Regions from separate parts of the Homo sapiens genome. Here all the other regions are linked to region 2. The links are chromatin loops, found by intact Hi-C in ENCODE. Cell type or tissue: endothelial cell of umbilical vein. All regions are shown on one strand.

Region 1 (5,000 bases), 230 kb after region 2:
GGTTCATTTAAAAATGTTTCCTATGTCTAAATCTATATTTTAAAAATAACCTTTATCATGTAAAATGAGAGAATTGCTGAGTTTATGACAATCTTAGGTATAACCTTTTCTTAAAGAACAAGGCATCAATCTTTAATTTGTTTCCCTTTCTTGATTTCTCATAAGTTGCAAAATAAAAATAAAAATAATTTCACAAATTGTTCATTATTATTATCCTCCCTACTTGCCCCAGGATTTAAGTACTAACTTTTACTTCCTACTCTTAGACTTTGTATTGCCAAAGAAATAAAATATGAAAAAGCATAATCACCCAGACCTACCTGCGGAATTGTGGATTATGCTGTAGATATTAGATCATTGAAAGGAACAATATACTACTTAATGAGGAGCCAAAGACAACATTCTACCTGCTGCTCCCTTCAAGCTGAGGAATGAGTTTAATTGACTTCAAAGTCCCATTATTCTCAAAAGTAGCAAAGGTACAACATGGCTTTGCATGAATCAAAGGAAGGGAACAACAAGAACTTAAAAAAATAGTTTGCAGATGGTTGAACATCTCTTTAATAATTAGAGAAGAATATCTTTTCTTTCTTTATTGTTTACAGATACCAACATTTTTCAAAGCCTTGCAGTAGATGAGTGAGTCTCCTGTTACATTTCTCCTGCAGCATATATTCTGTGGATGTGTTTTCCTAAGCAGACTAATTATATGTTGCTCTCTTCTTTTACCCTAATGAAACATAGATTTTTCTGTTTTGAATTTGTCACTTGTTTGTTACATTTGTCAAGTGTTTTAAATATTACATTGGTCCTTTATTTGCTTTTGAGAACACCCAATAGTTTAAAAATTAAAATGACATGAAGGTCAATTCTAAGACAGGAATGATACTACTAAATCCTGGACTTGCCTATGATAACAAGCTCGAGCTACACACTTTTATTGTCAGAATAAATGGAATATATAGGAAGGAGTTAATTGGAACTGGTTAGTACCTAAATAAGATTTTTCAAAGTAAGTTTTTTGTCGTATTGGCAGAACAGTGTTAAAAAATAGACATTGTCATCATAAACACCCACAACTATATCTGTAGAAGATAATTTAATGCAATATTCTGGGGAAAATACAGTTGCCAAAATTAATCTCCTTGTTTTCTTTCATTGTGCAATGTGGAGTTAAATTTTTTTTCTATTGAGCAGTGTGTGTGTGTGTTTGTGTCTATAATTTATATATGTGCTTGTATACATTTCTATATACACATGTATGTGTATGCAAAATATGTATATATACACATATATATAAAATGTACACTAAATATGTATATATGTATATTCATAAAATGTTTTGCTGTATGGAAATAAAAAAGAAGGTTTCTAAAGGAAAGATAGAGAAGAAATTTAACCTGATTTCTATTAAATTAAGCACAGAGAAATAAAACTTTACTAAAGGGCCAGGTGCAGTGGCTCAAGCCTGTAATCCCAGCACTTTGTGAGGCCAAGGCTGGCAGATCACTTGAGGTCAGGTGTTTGAGAATAGCCTGGCCACATGGTGAAACCCTGTCTCTACTAAAAACACAAAAATTAGCCGGGCATGGTGGCATGTGCCTTTAGTCCCAGCTACTCAGGAGGCTGAGGCAGGAGAATTATTAGTCCCCAGGGTGGCTAGCAGGGCCTAGGGAAGCTGGAGATCCTGGGGTGACTGTCCCTGGCAGAGCTGGAGGTTGCAGTCACTGTCCCTGGAGTTGGAGGTTGCAGTGAGCCGATATCGCGCCACTGCACTCCAGCCTGGGTGACAGAGCGAGACTCCATCTCAAAACAAAACAAAACAAAAACAGAAAAACACTTTACTAAACAAATACCTCCCAAAGTTATAATTTCCATATTCTTGTCTGTTAGGGAGAAGCCAGGTGAGAACAGAGGAGGACATCCAGAGTAAACTGGACACAGTAACAGAGGTGAGGAGGTCCTCACAAAGGGTGCCTCCGGTGAAAAGAGAAAGATAGCCAGAGGGAGAGGACCCGAGGGAGGGCAAGGCCAGCTCCTTCCCTCTCCCTCTCTGGCCACACAACTTATTCTTAGCAGCTTCCTGTCCACTGCTGCTAAGTCATTTCCACATGAACGCGTCTTTTGCACCATGGCTATTTTCCTTTTGCCCCCATTTCTGTCTGAGGAAAGGTTTGATGGTGATTTCAGTGTTGACACACTCGACTTTTAGACTGCAGCTGACTTACCATGCTTGTTGAATGAGTCTGTTCCTCTCACATGGACAGTTTCCACTTATGAAAAGTCCCTTCCTTTTTCATTTCCTCTGCAGAAAGCTTGTTTTGCTAATGAGGAGTCCATGAAATTGGGGGAGTTTGCTGCTGTGTGTGTGTGTGTGTGTGTGTTTGTGTGTGTGTGTGTATGTGTATGTGTACATAGTTTTCCTCTTTGAGAAATTGCTATTGTTGCTTCTCAGTGCACCTGGATGTCTGAAGATATTTTTTATTTAACGAGCTGTCTAGGAAATACAAAGGTTACTGTTATTTTATCTTTATGTTGATATTTTTCTGTTTAATATTTGCATTAAAATTGTTCCCCCAAATAGAATATCTACATGATATAGCAACCAGTGAACAAATCAACATATCTACCTACACATATATATATAAATCTATATATTAATCTCTCTCTGTATCTAATTAATATATATGTATAATTTAGCCTTCCTCTCAAGCAAGGACATAAGTGGTAAATTAATGATAATATAATCTTTACTATGGAATGGCTGGTCTACTCTGCATGGAGCAACCTCTCCATCATGTGGACTTTTAAGATATTGCTACTAAAGTTAAAGCCATGCTATGCTCTTGAAACTGTAAATATCAATTAATTTTAAAAGAAAGGGGTGAAGCTCTAGGTAGGTTTTTATTTGTATAGCTCATATTATTTCTGTTTTTCTATGTGTCAGGTGATATTCTCAGCACCTTGTATAGAACATTTCACTTAATCATTCCAAAAGTACCTATTAGATAGGCACTTTAATTATTTCCATTTTATAGATGAAAAAATTTAGGCTTGTCCAAGACCACAGCACTGGTAAGTGACAAAGTGAAGTCCAAAATTGAACTGAAGGCCAAATTTCATGAGCTATCTTGGGTGAGATATTTCTTGCCTCAAGTCTTCCACATAAAATGTAACAAATTTAATGGTATCTGGATAAATACAAAATAATATTATTTTCTGTTCATCAAGGGCCAAAAAATGGGTCAGATACTGTCTGGACCCTTTAAATATTCTTTGTCATTATTTTACCATTCTATCAAAGTATTAATGGTTAAGAAATGTCTTCAGATTAGAAAATGTTACAGTTAGCAGCTACCAACCACCAATGACTAAGAATTAGTCATTATTGTTCTAAATCCTGTATGGTTCCCATTATTAATCGTCAAGGCTGTAGGAAATCAACTAGGAAATGTGAACTTTTCTTCTTAGCAAAGTTTAGGATTTGCTGTTATGAACATATCTCTACACCAGCAGACCCAACTCCCCAAGCATACAGACAAGAGAGAGATGAAGAGATCTTACTGTTTCTCTCACATAATTCAGGTTTGCTTTTAGTATGCTATTAAGAATTGATGCACTCCCCATTTGTCTGCTCTGAGAAAAAAAACATAAATGGCTTTTGGGATTTTGCAGATCTAAAGTGCTTGAAAAGTGGGTCTTATTTTGACTAAATTAACTGGAGATGTTATCTGAAAAGGACTGACTCAATCACATACCAAGCAGGACAAATAATAATACACTTTTCCTTCCTGCCTTCATTCATTTATTCACATCCATTTATTCCACAAATATTTACTGAACATTTACAGTGTGTAAAACTCAGTGCTTTTTTCCCTAAAAATCTAGCAGCAAGTGTATGACAGAGAGCTGCAATTCTTTCGCACAGAGGGATAGCAGATCAGTGTTCATCCAAAGAGGAGATGGAGTTCTGGTTAGAGGAATGAGAAGAGGCTTTGCAAGAGAGCAGGCAAATGCACAGATCCTTAGAGGAAGAAGGGACAGGGACAGGTAAAGATGACAAAGGGAGCAGCAAGACTCAGGTAGAAGAGGCACTCAGTGCAAAGGCATCAGGAACAGTGAATACTGTAATGAAGGCTAGACTGAAAATGGGCTGGGTTAGGCTGTGAGGGGCTTTGAAAATTATGCTAAGGAGTTTAAGCTTTACCTGCTGGCCAGTGGCTCTCAAAGTGAGATCCCCAGTCTACCAGCATTAGCTTTGCTTCAGGCCCATCCCAGAACTACTGAATCAGAGTCTCTGGGGATGGGGCTTAGACTTCTGTAGTTTAACAAACCCTTAAGGCCATGTTGATGCATGCTAAGGGTTGAGAACCAGTGCTGTAGCCAGGCCTTCCAAACGGATGTGTGTACTGGGAATGAGTGGCAGGTGTGCTGGAGATAGATAGTGACATTTGCAGTCCTCAGGGTGGCTAGCAGGGCCTGGAGAAGCTGGAGCTCCTGGGGTGACTGTCCCTGGCAGAAGCAGCCTCATTCTTTTTCCTAGGGTACCAAGTTCTTTGACCTGAAATAGTAGTGCTGTGCAGAGCAGGCCTGTGGGCCAAATTTGCCATGTAGCTGGTCTTTGCATGCTCTCTCCCCACCAGCTAAGAATAGTTTACACTTTTAAATGGTTGTGAAGGAGAAAAGGAAGAGAAAGGAGAAGGATCAGAAGAAACAGAAGGAGGAGGAGAAGAAAATGATGAAGGAGGAGGAGAAAGGAAAGGAGAAGAGGGGGAGGAGGAGCAGCAGGATGAGGGTGGTATAATGGTATGTGGCTTCCAAAGCCTAAAATATTTACTATCTGACCCTTTACAGAAAAATTTTGCTGACCTCTGATGTAGACAAGGAGAAATTGTTTTTAAGAAAAGGAGCAATATTTCCAAAGAATTCATTAGGGAGATTTAGCATAACAACTGTATACAGAAAAGACTAAGTAAAAAGAGCTGGAAAGAGAAGCCAAA
Region 2 (5,000 bases):
TCCCACCCAGTGAATGTAGAGAAGGTTTAAGTGTTAGATGAGGAAAAAATAGGGTTTTATAATCTTTGTGATCTAAGTGTAGTTTTTGGAATTCTAAACAATAATATGCATTTAATATATGTGTATGTATATATATAAATATAAACATATCATTAATATTGTTTCTTTTGGTAGGCCGTTTTCGTCAAATTGAAGTGCTTACTACTGTGGCCAATGCGTTTTCTTCTTTATATTCTCAAGTCTCCGGGACGCCCCTGCAGAGAATTGGAAGTATGTCCTCAGTGACCTCTAACAAGGAGACAGACCCACCTCCACCTTTAACTCGAAGTAACACTGCAAATCGTTTAATGAAAACACTCTCAAAACTGAATTTATGTGTTGATAAAACAGAGAAAGGAGAAAGTAGTAGTCCTTCTCCATCAGCTGAAAAAGGAAAGATTCTAAATGTTTCAGTGATTGAAGAAAGTGGCAATAAAAACGATCAAAAGTCTCAAAAAATTATGAAGAAGAAAGAGTCATCTTCTATGTTGGCTACAGTTAAAGAAGAAGTCTCTGGTAGTTCAGCAGCTGTTACGGAGAATGCTGATAGTGATAGAATTTCTGATGAAGCAAATAGTAATTTTAACCAAGGAACTGAAAATGAACAAAGTAAAGAAACTCAAAGTCATGAGAGTAAACTGGGTGAGGAATCTGGTATTGTAGAATCCAAATTAGATAGTGATTTCAACATATCCAGCCACAGTGAGCTGGAAAATAGCAGTGAGCTGAAAAGTGTCCATATATCCACACCTGAAAAAGAGCCTTGTGCACCACTGACAATACCATCCATAAGAAATATAATGACACAGCAGAAGGACTCCTTCGAAATGGAAGAGGTAGGTAAAAAATTACTGAGACTGGTTTCAAGTTGCAGACTAGGAAAAAAAGTACCAAAAATGCTTATAAAATGAGAGGTAGCTAATAGATTTATACTAGAAAAATTTATTCTAATTTTGACTTTCCAGGTTTATGTTTCACAAACCAAGAATTGGTCTCAGGATAATGTGATGTCGAGGTAATGGGACAGTTCAGTAACTCCTCCAGATCTTTATCCACTAGTTGATATTTGAACCTTAACCCTCTTTTCTCTCTCAAGGGTAAGATTTTGATGCTCAAGAAAGCCCTGAGAGAGTATATTTAAATTCAAAGCAATATTGCATAATAGTTAGAAACACAGGCTTTGAAATCAAACAGGGCTTTGAGTTTTGTCTGCCACTGAATGACTGTATGCCTTTGGGCAAGCTTTTCTTAACATATCTCAGTGGTAAGGATATGTGAAGGCGGCTTTGGGGATAGTTCTTGTTATATGACTGGAAAGAACATGAAGATATTACGTACCTGCATGGGGAGGATAGGGACCCTAGAATTAGCAGGTTTGAAAGGCCACTGAATAGGGTTTCTGCAAGCCCAAAAGACCAATGTTTGGTTACTTGTTATTTGTGTCCAGTAATATACCTGATAGTTAACATAAATTTTTAATTGGAAAAGATAAAAGATACTTATTTTGAATGAGGTTCAGCTAAAACTGCTTCTGAATAGTAGGAGCTGAATAGCTTGGGGCAGGAAAACTGATTTTACCAAGCATCTACCCTGTGCTGGGCACTGTTCTTGGCTCTTGAAGTACTTCATTGCAGTCTGTGAGGCACATGGTAGTGGTCTCATTTTATACATGAGGAAACTGAGGCATATGTATGCTAATGAAGAGTTGTGGCTATAAATTATATAATGCGCAATTTGTCTTTTGTAATTTATTACATTAGATGCGTTTTAGTAATAGTTCACAGTAGTTTTAACATCACACACCATTATTTTAGGGAATTAGAAAATGAAATAATTGATTCAGCTCATAAATGTCCTCTTAGGTGAGTGTCTCTCTCTCTTGCTCCCTCCCTCCCTCCCTCAGATTAGTGAAGATTTTTCATTTATTGTAAAATTTCAGTTGCTGATACAGATTTTTGCCTTTTTGTGGTCTGTTAATACTTTAATTACAACTGAATAGTGAAATAAAAAGGGAGTAGGAGCAGCACCTTGGAATATTTTACATTTTGAGCTTTTTTTCTTTTATTTCTTTGTATATGTTTATATTTCTTCTATCTTTTTACCTCCTGGTATAATTTATTTCTCATCGTAATGAGTATGGAAGATGACTGTGATGACTACATTAAAACCTCTGTTTGTTCTTTTTCACTCTGATAACTTTTTGACTTTGTTTTGGTCTAAACTTGTTCCAGCACTCATAATTAAAGTGTAAATTTTTGCCTACCATTAGGGCCCTCTTCTATGACAATTAGATATGGCAGTTAATTTCCTTGTTTAATACAATAGCAGAGCATAAAGATCTAAACAAATTATGTTAGGTAATTGCAAATCTGATATTGGCGACTCCGAGTGAACAACACTCATATTTTCAAGTAAGTCACTCTTCAAAGAAGTCAAGGAAGTTTATTTTTAATTTCTAAAATTCCTGAATTCTAAGCTGTAGTTTTTAAAATTTTTTAAGATGCCATACACAAAAGGTTTTTTAAACACTTATAAAGTGCTAGATGTACTTTTGTGGCAAGTTAACCTTTAATGATAGTCTGGGGGTTTTTTGCCCCCTCTACTGGCAAAAAAGGTTAATGAAGAAAGCAATGTAGCATTGACGTGAACATTTTTTTGAAGTACAAGATTACATGCATTGGTGGAAGAATAATGGGAGATTTTTTTTTTAAATGAATTTATGGTCGACCACAGCTACATTGTAAATATGGGGAATTTTAAAGAAAATAATGTATCTTCAGATATATTTAAAATATGGATAAAAACCTCCTGGAAGTGTGTTTTCATCCCTAAGGGAACATTAAAGAGAGCTTGTAGAACAATGGATAAAGGAAATAATGTGTTAACTTTAATTTCCTCTTCTCCCAAACACTTGAATCATATTGACAAATGAAGAGAACAATCTTATTGAAACTGACTTTTAGATCCTATTCAGTGTAGTTTGTTGCTATTTTTCTTTTGGACCTCTTTCCATGAGGTTTGATTCTTGCTGGGAATTTTCTTCTTGTGAAAACCATGAGTAAATATAAGTTAGAGCTCCCTCTGTCTCAGTAAATCAGTTCTCAGAAACATTATCTGAGCATGAGCTGCTTTAGGAAGCTAGGAAGGAGAAAATGTTGCAGATATGTTGACTGCATGAAGCTGCCTAATCCATCTGAGACAAGAGGTAAGATCCAACAGTCACCAGAAGCAAAGAGACAAAATACTTAAATGTAAAGAGAGCTAAATAGATGATGAGACTGCTCCTGGCCTGGTACAATGAAGTGTCTGTTTCTTATGTTAGAAAAGGAAAAGGCCAGAGACTTTCAGTTAAAAGTCAACTTGCCTTATAAAGTGTCTTGTAGACTGTTTAAAATAGTTATGAATGTTTATAACGATGTTTTTTCTTTTTTTTTTTTTTTTGAGACGGAGTCGCGCATTGTCACCCGGGAGTGCAGTGGTGCAATCTTGGCTAACTGCAACGTCTGCCTCCTGGGTTCATGTAATTCTCCTGCCTCAGCTTCCTGAGTAGCTGGGATTACAGGCACATACCACCACAGCCAGCTAATTTTTTGTATTTTTAGTAGAGATGGGGTTTCACTACGTTGGCCAGGCTGGTCTCAAACTCCTGACCTCGTGATCTGACCACCTCGGCCTCCCAAAATGCTGGGATTACAGGTGTGAGCCACCACACCCAGCCTATAACTATTTATAAAAAGTTATTAAATCCTGTTCTTGAATTTCTAATTATTCCAAATGACTTGCTTCATTAATTCTTGTGTTCTTCTTGAATGGCTTATTTTGAATACGTCATGGTAACTCTCTGAAGCCATAGATTAGTAGTGTGAATGATTCACAAGTTAAACCAAAATGATCCTTCTCAAGCAGATGTTCATCTTTTAGATGTAAAGGAAAAACTTAAGAAGGAGAACTTTTATCTCAGCATTTCTGTAAGAAGTTGACTGTGTGGTCTTCTTGACCTTTAAATGAATTTTTATTTAAATATAACCATTATTGGATATACACATAATCTTTTTTAAGCTACTGATGTGTTAGTAACTGTTTCTAATCCTGTCTTCATACTAATTATTGATTTAACTAATGTACTTGACTTCTCATTTTTAGCTGTTAAGTTTTAGGATTTTTCTATGTTTATTGGTCTGAGTTAAAATAATCCCACATCAGTCAGATATTTGACAGATAATTAAGTTGTTCCTTTGGCCTTTTAAATGTAACTGTGTATGTTTTGAAGATAAGCCTGCCCTGGAATATGAACTCTAACATATGACATGCACAGATATCTGCTACTCTAAAGCCCAATTAACCACTGTTTTGTTATTTGATATTTACCTAAAAGACCTTAGTCAATTTTTATTGAAAATTTACCTGACAGTAAAAATAAATGATATTTTTGTGTGTATGTGTAAAACTCGATAGTATTTGTTTAAGATAAACATTTGCAAGTAATTTATAGAATCATAAACTAGTACGGAAAGAGATACTTTATTCATTTTCTAGTTTCTTCCCTTTACAAATGAGGAAGCATCCCCTCCCTCATTTGATATTGTTTTATAGCAGTGGTTCTTCACCATCTTTCTGAGGGCTATAATATTCCTTTTGATATCAGTGCTTCACAGGGGGAAGGAGCACAGCGGGTGTCAGTGGAGGATGGCAGAGGAGGATCTCCTGTTGTACATTCTTACTACTTTACTGTTTGAAAGTACTTTGACTTACAGTTACATTTGATCACCCCAAGGACCTATGAGGTAGAAATTTTAATTTTAATTTTGCTGTTAATTTTAATTTTGAGGCTGAGCATGGTGATTCACACCTGTAATCCCAGCACTGTGTGGAGGCTGAGGCAGGAGGATCACTTGAGCCCAGAAGTTAGAGACCAGCCTGGACAACATAGCATGACTTGTCTCTACAAATAGTTTTAAAAT
Region 3 (5,000 bases), 750 kb after region 2:
ATTAAAGGTAGTAATATTGCTGAAGAAATTATGTATTAAGCAGAATGAAAGATCAGCTAAAAAATCATAGGAGACTCTTTTGAAAACATTGGCAGTGCCTACACAGATGGTGTCAAGAAAAAGCAGTAAATTTAGCCATCAGGCTCTCTGGTAATAAACTGGTTTCCATCTAGGCCTGCGTGGAGACAAAGCAGATGTGGCCATGCTGATAATTGGATTCCAGTTCTTATCACACAGATAATGGTAAAGTAAGAGATTGGCACGATGACTTTTTGCATTAGTTTTAAGAATTTGTTGGGAGTTTGTTTCTTTGTTTTTAACAATGTTGAACCCACCTGTGGAACTGACCGAATTAGGATTTTTAAGGCTGTCCAGCTGAGGACCAGCCCCTCAGCACAACAAAACCTCCAAAATGACTTCACCCCAGGAAGTCTCTTCTCTCAGGGGACATCACTGCGTGCACTCACCTGTGTCCCTGTACCTTTCCATATGCTCTATTAGGGTGATGCTTGCACAGATGAGGGATCTTGACAAGATAGATTACTGAATGGATGGATCAGCAGTTTTCAAGATCAGAATTTATTTCTGGTCTCTTTCCAATAAAGCATAGTTAGATTAGATTGGATCGTACACCTTCCCAGAACAACTTAATACAATAACAATCATATAATTTGTCATTTTTCCTATGGTATCTTTATGTGCTTTGTTTTTATAATGTGCCAAGAGCCTCATGGAATTCAATTTAAGGGTTATTGAGGTAGTCTATTAAGAGTTATTGAGATAGTTATTGAGACAGACTATCGAGATAATCAGCAGCTTCTGCAGGGATAAAATGGAGTCACTTAGGAAAAGACATATCACCTTTTTCTGAGCAGATAAGACTTAAGTTGAACACCATCTGGTTCCAAAACCTTTCATTAGTGTATGGCTTTTAAAGATACGATGCTACAGTAAAGACTAAATCATCTTGGTGGCTACAATTTCAGAATCATTTACTCCAGTTCAATTTAGCATAAGAAGCCTCTGTAGAAAAATTGGCTTTCGAAACCCAAATTACACAGTGAGCTGATAAACAATTAAATGAAATTCTGTCATTGACAGGAAGAGCTAGGCAGAGGAGGACAAAAAAGGGAGAGAAAGATGCCCAAATTTACTGAGGAAAAAAAAAGGCACAGGAAAGGAAGTGAGGTGAGTATCGGCAGGTTAACCTCACATCCTTCTGAGAGACTTTCCTCTAGAAAGCTGATTTTCAAATTTGCTTGAAGATAAGAACTGACTAGAACACTTGTTTAAAAAACTCTCAGGCCTCAGCCCGGACCTACTAAACCATGGTATATTGGAAAAACCATAGTATATTGGAGAAGAAACCTGGTAACCTGGCAATCTGTGCATATAACAAGTGCCTCACGTGTTCCTCATCAGGTAAGTTTGAGCTAGCACTGTAGCTAAAAAGATGTTTCTATGGGCTTGTTGGGACATTCTGAGCCTTGCGAGTAGTAAGCCTCATTCTTAATAAGACGGTCCAGTTGTTGGAGTCAGAATAGGAGCTCTGATTCAGACGAGCAGAACAAAAACATTAAGGCCTCACAGTTTGTGGCAAGAGCTTAAGTAGATGCAGTAATAAGTCCAGGCTGGGCACAGTGGCTCACACCTGTAATCCCAGCACTTAGGAAGCTGAGGCTGGAGGATCCCTTGTGGCCAGGAGTTTGAGACCAGCCTGGACAACAGAGCAAGCAAGACCCTGTCCCCACAAAAAAAAAAAAAAAAAAAAAAATTAAAAAAATTACCTGGATGTAGTGGTGCACTGGTGCATGCCTGGAGTCCTAGCTGCCTGGGAGGCTGAGGGAGGAGGATCACTTGATCCCAGGAGATTGAGGCTGCAGTGAGTCATAATCATGTTACTGCACTCAGCCTGGGTGGCAGAGCAAGACCCTGTCTCTTTAAAAAAAAAAAAAAAAAAATTCAAGACAAGGCAGTTAAAGCCAGTTGCAATTAATTTAAATAAACACCAACAAAGCATCCTAATACCTGTAATATGAAGACATGGGTGCAAATGCCAACACTTCCAGTCACATTTTTATCATCTATACAAAAGAAGTGATGATATCCAGTTTATAGATGTTATTATCAGAGCTGGTGTTTGAAAGTGCCACCTAAATATGAGCAATTATTGCTACTAGGTAAAGGGTACCAGAGCAAGTGCTCATATCAGGACAGTCAAACAAGAGGTGTCCCTACAAGTGGGTGGGGAAACACAGCAATGGGAATGTAGAATGGAAAAATTGTGAGGTGTGTGTAAGTGGCAGCAGGTAGCAGGCCCCTCTGGTGGCCTAGAATACATCTGAAACTATCATCTTCAGGCATAGAAAGAAGAAAATGAGATGTGAGTTAGTTGAGAAGAAACTGGATAGCTGAGAGATTACCAAGATAAGATTCAGACATATTAAAAACAATCTTGGTACCCACTGCCTGGCGACAGGGTATGTGGTAGCAGCTTTGTGCAACATAAGTTATTAGCACAGAAACCAAAATCAGAATAGGAAAAGCAACATGAGCTATTCCTAACACTTCAGTTCCCCTTGGTCAGAGGTAGGAAAGTTGAGCCTACAAATAGGAATAAAGTCCCAGCCGTAGAACATAGAGAGACGCAGGAAGCTAAAGAGGTTTTTTCAGGGGGCAGGTAAACCTTGTTCAATCATGAAATGATGTTCAAGAGAGACATCTACTGGCCGGGAGCAGTGGCTGACAATTGTAATTCCAGCACTTTGGGAGGCCAAGGTGGGAGGGTCTCTTGAGCCCAGCAGTTCGAGACCAGCCTGGGCAATATACCAAGACCCCACTCTATACAAAAAAAAAAAAAAAAAAATTGAGATGGAGTCTCGCTTTTTCACCCAGGCTTGATTGCAGGGGCGCAATCTCAGTTCACTGCAACCTCTGCCTCCCAGGTTTAGGCAATTATTTGCCTCAGCCTCCCAAGTAGCTGGGATTACAGGCGCCTGCCACCACGTCCGGCTAATTTTTGTATTTTTAGTAGAAACAGGGTTTCACCATCTTGGCCAGGCTGGTCTTAAACTCCTGACCTTGTGATCCATCCACCTCAGCCTCCCAAAGTGCTGGGATTACAGGTGTGAGCCACTGTGCCCGGCCTACAAAAAAATTTTTTTTTAAATTAGCCAGACATGGTAGCTCATGCTTGTAGTCTCAGCTACTCGGAAGGTTGAGATAAGAGGATCACTTGAGCCCAGGAGTTTGAGGCTGCAGTGAGCTGTGATCATATCTAGGTGTGATCGTACTCCAGCCTAGGTGATAGAGCGAGACTCTCTCTCCAAAAAAGAGAGAGAGAGACATCTGCTGCCAGCAAAAAGATCCTAGATCTATCCATAGGTTTAAAACACACATGGCTTTAGGTGCCAGGTAGATGAGGAAATGTATAAGGGCACAGGGTCTCAGACTATGGGAAAACGCAAGTATTGTTTAGTATTTAGAATGCAATCACTGAAATGCAGTCTAACTCAGATTTTTAAAAACCTACTAACAAGCAAAACTGGTCTCTGGGCTAAATAAAATCCCAGGAGACCAGGTTTTAACATGAATGGCCCAGAGCAGAGAGCACAGATACAAATATGTAGTGTGATGTATTCAATAACATTAAAAGTTATTTTTTTAACTTCAGATTCAGACTTAAGGAACATTCAGTTAGCACCTACTATAACCTAGGAATGAGGCCCTCCTATATACATTTCATGTGCATGGAAATAGGGAAGAACCAGGCTACTTGAATCAAAACACTTTGATAACCTTATTCCCCAGAAAGCATCTCAAAATTCTGATTTCATGTCTACAATAATGATAAAAATGACAGTAGTAGTAATAACAGTTATACAAGGTAATTAAGTAAAATGTCATAAAGTAATGTAGGGATAACAATTATACCTATACATATTGTAACTCTAACTTTTTTAACGTAAGTATACTCTCTTGAGAAATTAATTGTATCCTCGGCATTAAAGAACTTAAACCATCCCAACTGAAAACACTTGAAAGAGAACAGGAAAATCCCACTGCTCCATGCTGACAACTGATATTCAAGATCTTGCGTAAGAATTCTAACCTTCTTGGAAGTATTCACAATGACTTTTAAATATCTGCCTTCATGTTACATTTAAAAAGGCTTCTTGAAAAACAATAGGAGTAGAGTGCCCTCTAGAGTCTTATTTGTGTTTTGTTTTTTGGGTTTTTGTTTTGTTTTGTTTTGTTTTTTTCCAGATGGAGTTTCGCTCTTGTTGCCCAGACTGGAGTGCAATGGCATGATCTTTACTCACTGCAACCTCTGCCTCCCAGGTTCAGGCAATTCCCCTGCCTCAGACTCCTGAGTAGCTGGGATTACAGGCACCTGCCATCACACCCAGCCAATTTTTGTATTTTTAGTAGAGATAGGGGTTCACCATGTTGGCCAGCCTGGTCTTGAACTCCTGACCTCAAGTGGTCCACCCGCCTTGGCCTCCCAAAGTGCTAGGATTACAGGTATGAGCCACCACACCTGGCCTTGTATTTTTAATGCCAAATTAGGGGGGTAGATAATTTGATCATTTCTGGCTGCAGTCATTGAAATTGAGAAATGTGAAAAATTTGACTATTGCTGCTACAAAAATGTATCTCTTTACAAAATTTAGTATGATCTTTTTCCTCCCAAGAGAAATCTCTTTGAACATTACCTATCTACATAGTTAGAACAGACAAAAATATTAAAGATTTGTATTGAAAATGTGTTAATTTGTATTCTACTTTCTATGTCCTACACATACAAATTTATTCAAAGGAATTCTAATATCAGTATGACTATTTCATCTTTTGTGTGCACTTTTTAAAAACTTATACATTCATTTCAGTCCATAAGTTACCAAAAGGGAAACAATATTTGTTAATCTAACATTTGAGGCTTCTACCTAAAATTTATACAACGCATTTGGGTAACTAATAAACGCTTTTACACATAGGTG

Evidence for each region. Peaks named below come from ENCODE experiments on the same cell type or tissue, not always from the same donor. Only the 100,000 strongest peaks of a DNase experiment are listed, where the experiment ranks them.
Region 1: it touches region 2 in a loop (3-fold over the local background); 2 of 110 quality-filtered maps call a loop at or near these places.
Region 3: a loop joins it to region 2, with 3 times the contacts of the local background. A loop is called at or near these places in 3 of 110 quality-filtered maps.

What each region holds. Positions count from the first base shown.
Region 1 is chr2:182,130,005-182,135,004 of GRCh38, forward strand. It overlaps a transcript of PPP1R1C not described here. Among named protein-coding and RNA genes, the nearest start is that of PPP1R1C, 150 kb to the left of the region's middle. In endothelial cell of umbilical vein, no CTCF peak of the experiment used is centred here; DNase peaks (open chromatin) are centred at 2,227, 2,797 and 3,427; H3K27ac peaks cover 2,554 bases.
Region 2 is chr2:181,901,592-181,906,591 of GRCh38, forward strand. ITPRID2 (ITPR interacting domain containing 2) reads left to right here. Exons shown (of 18, transcript NM_001130445.3): 8 at 175-875. Among named protein-coding and RNA genes, the nearest start is that of ITPRID2, 12 kb to the left of the region's middle. In endothelial cell of umbilical vein, a CTCF peak has its summit at 2,673 (motif pointing left); a DNase peak (open chromatin) is centred at 2,640; H3K27ac peaks cover 1,172 bases.
Region 3 is chr2:182,646,761-182,651,760 of GRCh38, forward strand. It overlaps a transcript of PDE1A not described here. Among named protein-coding and RNA genes, the nearest start is that of DNAJC10, 67 kb to the right of the region's middle. In endothelial cell of umbilical vein, CTCF peaks have their summits at 2,728 (motif pointing left) and 4,185 (motif pointing left); DNase peaks (open chromatin) are centred at 2,611 and 4,121.